Regions from separate parts of the Homo sapiens genome. Here region 1 is linked to region 2. A link is an interaction called in ENCODE POLR2A ChIA-PET data of the cell type or tissue named here. Cell type or tissue: A673. All regions are shown on one strand. Each heading gives the region's core, and the rest is flanking DNA. Links, peaks and the distances in the headings are about the cores only. Region 1 overlaps DBF4B (DBF4B-CDC7 kinase regulatory subunit). Region 2 overlaps LOC107987243 (a long non-coding RNA gene).

The links. ChIA-PET counts read pairs that join two places held together with the same protein. Peaks named below come from ENCODE experiments on the same cell type or tissue, not always from the same donor. Only the 100,000 strongest peaks of a DNase experiment are listed, where the experiment ranks them.
Region 1: POLR2A ChIA-PET joins it to region 2 with 6 read pairs; 2 of 35 experiments call an interaction of 5 or more read pairs at or near these places.

What each region holds. Positions count from the first base shown.
Region 1 is chr17:44,741,479-44,744,384 of GRCh38, forward strand. All of the region lies in intron 10 of DBF4B (DBF4B-CDC7 kinase regulatory subunit), which reads left to right. Among named protein-coding and RNA genes, the nearest start is that of ADAM11, 16 kb to the right of the region's middle. In A673, for the core only: no CTCF peak of the experiment used is centred there; no DNase peak of the experiment used is centred there.
Region 2 is chr17:44,986,431-44,989,336 of GRCh38, forward strand. It overlaps LOC107987243 (a long non-coding RNA gene), which reads right to left. Exons shown (of 6, transcript XR_007065771.1): 6 at 2,419-2,456. It also overlaps the pseudogene LOC112268183. Among named protein-coding and RNA genes, the nearest start is that of C1QL1, 20 kb to the left of the region's middle. In A673, for the core only: no CTCF peak of the experiment used is centred there; a DNase peak (open chromatin) is centred at 1,341; H3K4me3 peaks cover 262 bases.

The DNA of each region.
Region 1 (2,906 bases), core at 194-2,693, 240 kb before region 2:
AAGGGCTGGTTACAGGCCAAAGTCCTCCCCATCGGGGGCCTGCTGGTCAGATTTGGGAATGGCCATGTGTTTGCTCCTTAGGCAAAGTCTATTCTGGGAACGTAGCCCAGAGAAGAGAGACTAGGAGCGTTCATCCATTTTATTTTGTGTTCTTCATCCGTACTGAAGAATTTAACTTGAAGAAGAAAGGGAGGTGCCAGGGTTGTGAAGGGCACCCCCTTCTCCTTAAGGGTCGAAGAAGACCTATTTGTTAATTCACTGCTGAGATACAGCACTCTTACCCTGTCCGCCCAGAACCCCTGGCCTGCACTGTTTCCCCCAGAGCATGGACCATTGCAACCAGACATGGTGCACCCAGCAGTTACCTCACTCGGCAGGGTTTACCGAGTATACACAGAAGACAATAGACCGCTTTCTCAAACTCATATCTATAGACCACCATTATCAGAGTCCCCTGGGGTCTCTTTAATTAAAAATACAAGTTCTAGCTGGGCACAGTGGCTGATGCCTGTAATCTCAGCACTTTGAGATGCCAAAGTGGGAGGATCACATGAGGCCAGGAGTTTGAGACCAACTTGGGCACACAAACATAGCAAGACTCTGCCTCTACAAAAAATAAAAATAAAAATGTAAAAAATTATGAGTCAGGCAGAGTGGCTCATGCCCGTAATTCCAGCACTTTGGGAGGCTAAGGGGGCGGATCACTTCAGGTCAGGAGTTTGAGACAAGCCTGGCCAATATGGTGAAACCCCTTCTCTACTAAAAATGCAACAAAAAAAAAATTAGCCAGGCATTGTGGTGCACACCTGTAATCCCAGCTACTTGGGAGGCTGAGGCAGGAGAATGGCTTGAACCCGGCAGGCGGAGGTTGTAGTGAGCTGAGATTGCGCCACTGTACTTCAGCCTGGGTGATAGAGCGAGACTCCTTCTCAAAAAAAAAAAAAAAAAAAAAATTAGTCAAGCGTGATGACAAGTGCCTGTAGTCCCACTTACTCAGATGGCTAAGGCAGGACAATCATTTGAGCCCAGGAGTTCAAGGTTGCAGTAAGCTATGATTGTGCCACTGCACTCCAGCCTGGGTGACAGAGTGAAACCCTGATGCAGGTTCCTAAACTCCACCCCATATCTATAGAATCAAAATATCTGATGATGGAGCCCCAAAAGCTGCATTTTACAAGCTCTCATGTGATTTCAGTGAATATCAAAGTTTAAACTGGTTGGGCCAAACATCAGGAATAACTAAGGGGCGGGGCGGGGGAGAAGATCGCTGCATTACGTGGCTCATGGCTTGTGGGCTTGTTAATGTTTCTACTCTGCAGATGTTTGAGAATTTGAACCCTCATTAACCAAAGTAGAGAAGGAATTCAGCTCAGGTGATGGGTGAGATGCCTTCTCAGACCCTTTCTAACCTCTGGGCTGTGGGGTTATAGACCAGGAGAGAACAGAGCAGACTCTCAGCCCTGGAGTTCCTGGGGCCAAGGAGGCTCTGTGGTTTCCATCAGCTGACAAAGGCTGTGGGTAAGAAAATAGTACAAATAGGAGGGAAAAAATTAAGGGAATGTGGCAGTAGATGAAATGGGAGCAAAGAGAGAAAGAGGTGAGGTTAAGTCCCAATACAAGGGATACCAGGGAGAGCCAGTCAGAAGGTGGCCCAGGCTTGGCGCTGGCAGTGATGCTAGGCCTGGGATGGCCTTGGGATCACAGAGGAGCTAAGAGGCTGTAAAGGGAAGATGAAGCAATGAAGCTTTGGTATCTGCATGTGAGGCGCCTAGGCAGGGAGTTGGCCCTGGTGGGACATCAAAGTTCCAGGCACGTGTGTATGTGGAAAATATGTGTAGGAAGAAGTGTTTAAATTTTTACATTTTTGAAATCATTATTATATTTTAAAGTTTAAAAATTTTTAAATTTAAAAAGTTTAAAATTTGTGTTACAAATGGTTTAATGTGAAAAGTCTATATTCCACACCCAGCCTCCAGTTCTATCCCCTCACTGGTGCAACCTTCCTCCCAGGGGTAGAGGCTGGAGGAGATCCGAGTGGTGCCTCACCCCTGCCAAATGGAGAGTGCAGCCTGGGGCAGCATGAAAAGAAAAAGCAAGTAACATCCAGCATAGTCAATACTGTATGATTCTTTTTTTTTTTTTTTTTTTTTGAGAATGAGTCCCACACTGTTGCCTAGGCAGGAGTGCAGTGGCGTGATCTCTGCTCACTGCAACCTCCGCCTCCCAGGTTCACGCGATTCTCCTCCCTCAGCCTCCTGAGTGGTTGGGATTACAGTGCACACCACCTCGCCCGGCTAATTGTTTGTGTTTTTAGTACAGATGGGGTTTCACTATGTTGGCCAACTGGTCTTGAACTCCTGACCTCGTGATCCACCCACCTCAGCCTCCCAAAATGCTGGGATTACAGGTGTGGGCCACCACACCCAGCCTATATGATTCTTTATGTAAGAAGAGGGAACGAAGGATACACATGTACCTATATATCCATGAACTATCTCTGGAGATAGACCACACCTGTAATCCCAGCACTTTGGGAGGCCAAGGGGGAAGGATCACTTTGAGGCCAGGAGTTCGAGACCAGCCTGGGCAACATAATGAGACCACCCCCCCCCCCCCCCGCCCATCTCTATTTTTATATTTTTAAAAAATCTGGCCAGACACAGTGGCTTATACTTGTAATCCTAGCACTTTGGAAGACTGAGGCAGGTGGATCACTTGAGCTCACGAGTTTGAGACCAGCCTGAGCAACATGGTGAAACCCCACCTCTATTAAAAATACAAAAATTAGCCAGGCATGGTGGTGCAAGCCTGTAGTCTAAGCTACTCAGGAGGCTGAGGCTGGGGAATTGCTTAAGCATGGGAAGCAGAGGTTGCAGTGAGCCAAGGTGGTGAATCTGCACAACAGC
Region 2 (2,906 bases), core at 142-2,641:
AGGACTGTAGGCACACACCACCATGCCTAGCTAATGTTTTAAGTTTTTGTAGAGATGGGGTCTTGCTGGTTACTCAGGCTGGTATCAAACTCCTGGGCTCAAGCGATCTTCCCACTTCAGCCTCCCAAATTGCTGGGATTACAGGTGTGAGTTACCATGCCTGTCTCCTGCCCTCAACTCTTTAATAAGATATTTATTGAGCATCACCCATAAAATAGGTACATGCTAAGCACCTTCCATGTAATAAATCATTTAATCCTTCCAACAATCAAGAGGTAGGTACTAATATTTTAGAGATGAGATAGCAGAATCACGGAGAGGTTGAATAATGTGCCCAAGGTCATACAGCTCACAAAATAGCAGAGCCTTGGCCAGGCATCGTGGTTCACACCTGTAATCCCAGCACTTTGGGAGGCTGAGGTGGGAAGATTGCTTGAGCCCAGGAGTTTGAGATCAGCCTGGGCAACATAGCAAGAACACATCTCTATTTTAAAAAATTAAAAATTGGCCGGGCACGGTGGCTCAGCCTGTAATCCCAGCACTTTGGGAGGCTGAGATGGGTGGATCACGAGGTCCTGGCCAACATGGTGAAACCCCGTGTCTACTAAAAATACAAAAATTAACTAGGTGTGGTGGCACGCGCCTATAATCCCAGCTACTCGGGAGGCTAAGGCAGGAGAATCGCTTGAATCTGGGAGGCAGAGATTGCAGTGAGCCAAGATCGCGCCGCTGCACTCCAGCCTGGTGACAGAGCAAGACTCCGTCTCAAAAAAAAAAAAAAAAAAAAATTAGGAGAGCCTAGACTCAGCCACAGCCCCACATCAGAGTCTCAGCTCCAACCCTGCTCTCTCTTCCTGTCTCCTGAGCAGAGCTCTCTCCATGGGGCAGAGCTGGTGGGTAAGTTGAGCTGGAGACTTCTAGGGGCTCCACTGTCTTGGGGTTTCCAGGGCTAGGCAGAGCCATTCTATCTTCCTGCCTCCACCCAGGCCTCCATCCCTTAGGAGCTCTGACAGGGGAGGTGGGATGGTGGATTGAGGGGGATGTTAGGCTCCTAGTGGCGCTGGTAGCAGTGGGGCGGGGCTCTGTCTGGCCCGGTGGGGCAGCTCACTCCACCTCCTGGCTGGGGCTCCCGCCCTTGGGAGTTCCATCCTGCCGGCCTCTCTCCCTCCCAGGATCTCATTATATCCCTAAGAGAAACTGACAGCCTTAATATCTTACTTTGCAAATATAGTTTATTCCTTCAATAAAGCCGCCAGCGCAGGGGAATGTTTAAGACTCGCTCTCCCCCGAGAGCCTCATTTGAATTTCTAAAGTCTTCAGTCGGCTTCTCCAATGGGGCAGCTGGGTGAGGAAAACGCAGCAGCCGCTTAGAGGGGATTCATTTCCTGTCTGGGTCTCCGCCGCCGCCGCCGTAGATGGGGGAGCTGAACTGACGGAAAGGACTGCTGGCTGCCTGGATGCTGGGGGGCAGAGGACAGGGAGGCCTTGGCCTGCGTCTGTCCTCTGGTTGGGGCGGGAGGGGGTGCATGCCTGGCTCATGCTCACGTGGGTGAATCTGTGCATTCACTCGGGGGCCTCCAGCCTCCATCCTTGTAGCCCAGGTTCTTCCTCGAGGGCCCAGCTCAGGGGCCCCTCCAAGGGACCTCTCAGCCCGGGAGCTACTCTATGGGATCCCCCTGCCTAGGGACCCCTCCGCTGGGTCTCTACGCCCAGGGGCCCCCAAACAGTATCTCTCAGAGGCCCAGGCCACCGATCCCTGGGGATGGGGCCTCCTCCCTGGCTGGACCCCCTCACTCCAGGGCAGCCCCCATCCCAGGCCCCCGTGGGAGTCTCTAATTAAAGGGCCGGCACGCCCCTTGGGGACTCATTAGGCCCACTGTGCAGAGAACATTTAATCATTGCTCAGAGCATCGATTGGAAAATCAATTTCTTTGTCTCTCCGCACGCGGCGCTGGAGAAGTGGGGGGAGCGCTGACCTCCTTCTGCTGCCATGTAAAGTGCTGCACATTTAATCAGGGAACAGAAATCAATTAGCCACTTACGAGGCTGGCTTTAGTTACCGAGTCGGCAGGGCCTGCGCTGCAGTTTGACGCTGACAGAAGCGAATCTCAGCGCGCTGGGCTGGTCAGCGCCGGCCCGTCCCCACAGCTGTCCAGGGCCCTCGGCTTCTCTTTCCCACGCACTAGCACCTGCCATCTAGAAAGGCCCCCTAGACCCGCCCCACAGAACCCCTGGGAAGGCTCCCAACCCCCCAGCCTCCCTCACTAACCTCCTTTCCTGTGCTCAGTTCTGCCAACCCTGAGAAGCCACCTGGAGACTCAGATGCAAATCTCAGCTGTGCTGCAGAACGCGGAGACGGGTGCCTGTAGTCCCAGCACTTTAGGAGGCCAAGCCTGGCGGATTGCTTGAGGTTAGGAGTTCGAGACCAGCCTTGCCAACATGGTGAAACCCCGTCTCTACAAAAAATAAATACAAAAATTAGCCGAGTGTGGTGATGCACACCTGTAATCTCAGCGACTCGGGAAGCTGAGGCACGAGAATGGCTTGAACACAGGAAGTGAGGTTGCAGTGAGCCGGGATCGCGCCATTGCATTCCAGCCTGGGCAACAGAGCGAGACTCTGTCTCAAAAAAAAAAAAAAAATTATATGGACATGGTGTTGCACACTTGTAGTCCCAGATACTGGGGGAGGAGGGATTGCTGAGCCCAGGAGGTCCAGACTGCAGTGAGCCATCATTGAGCCACTGCACTCCAGTCTAGGCAGCAAAGCAAAACCCTGTCTCAAAAATTAATTAAATTACACAAAATAAACACAGACCTCAGCTTTGCTTCCTACTGGCTTCCATGATATCAGTGAAGTTTTGAACTGGACTCTCAAGCACACTTTGCTCATCAAATGGGAATAGT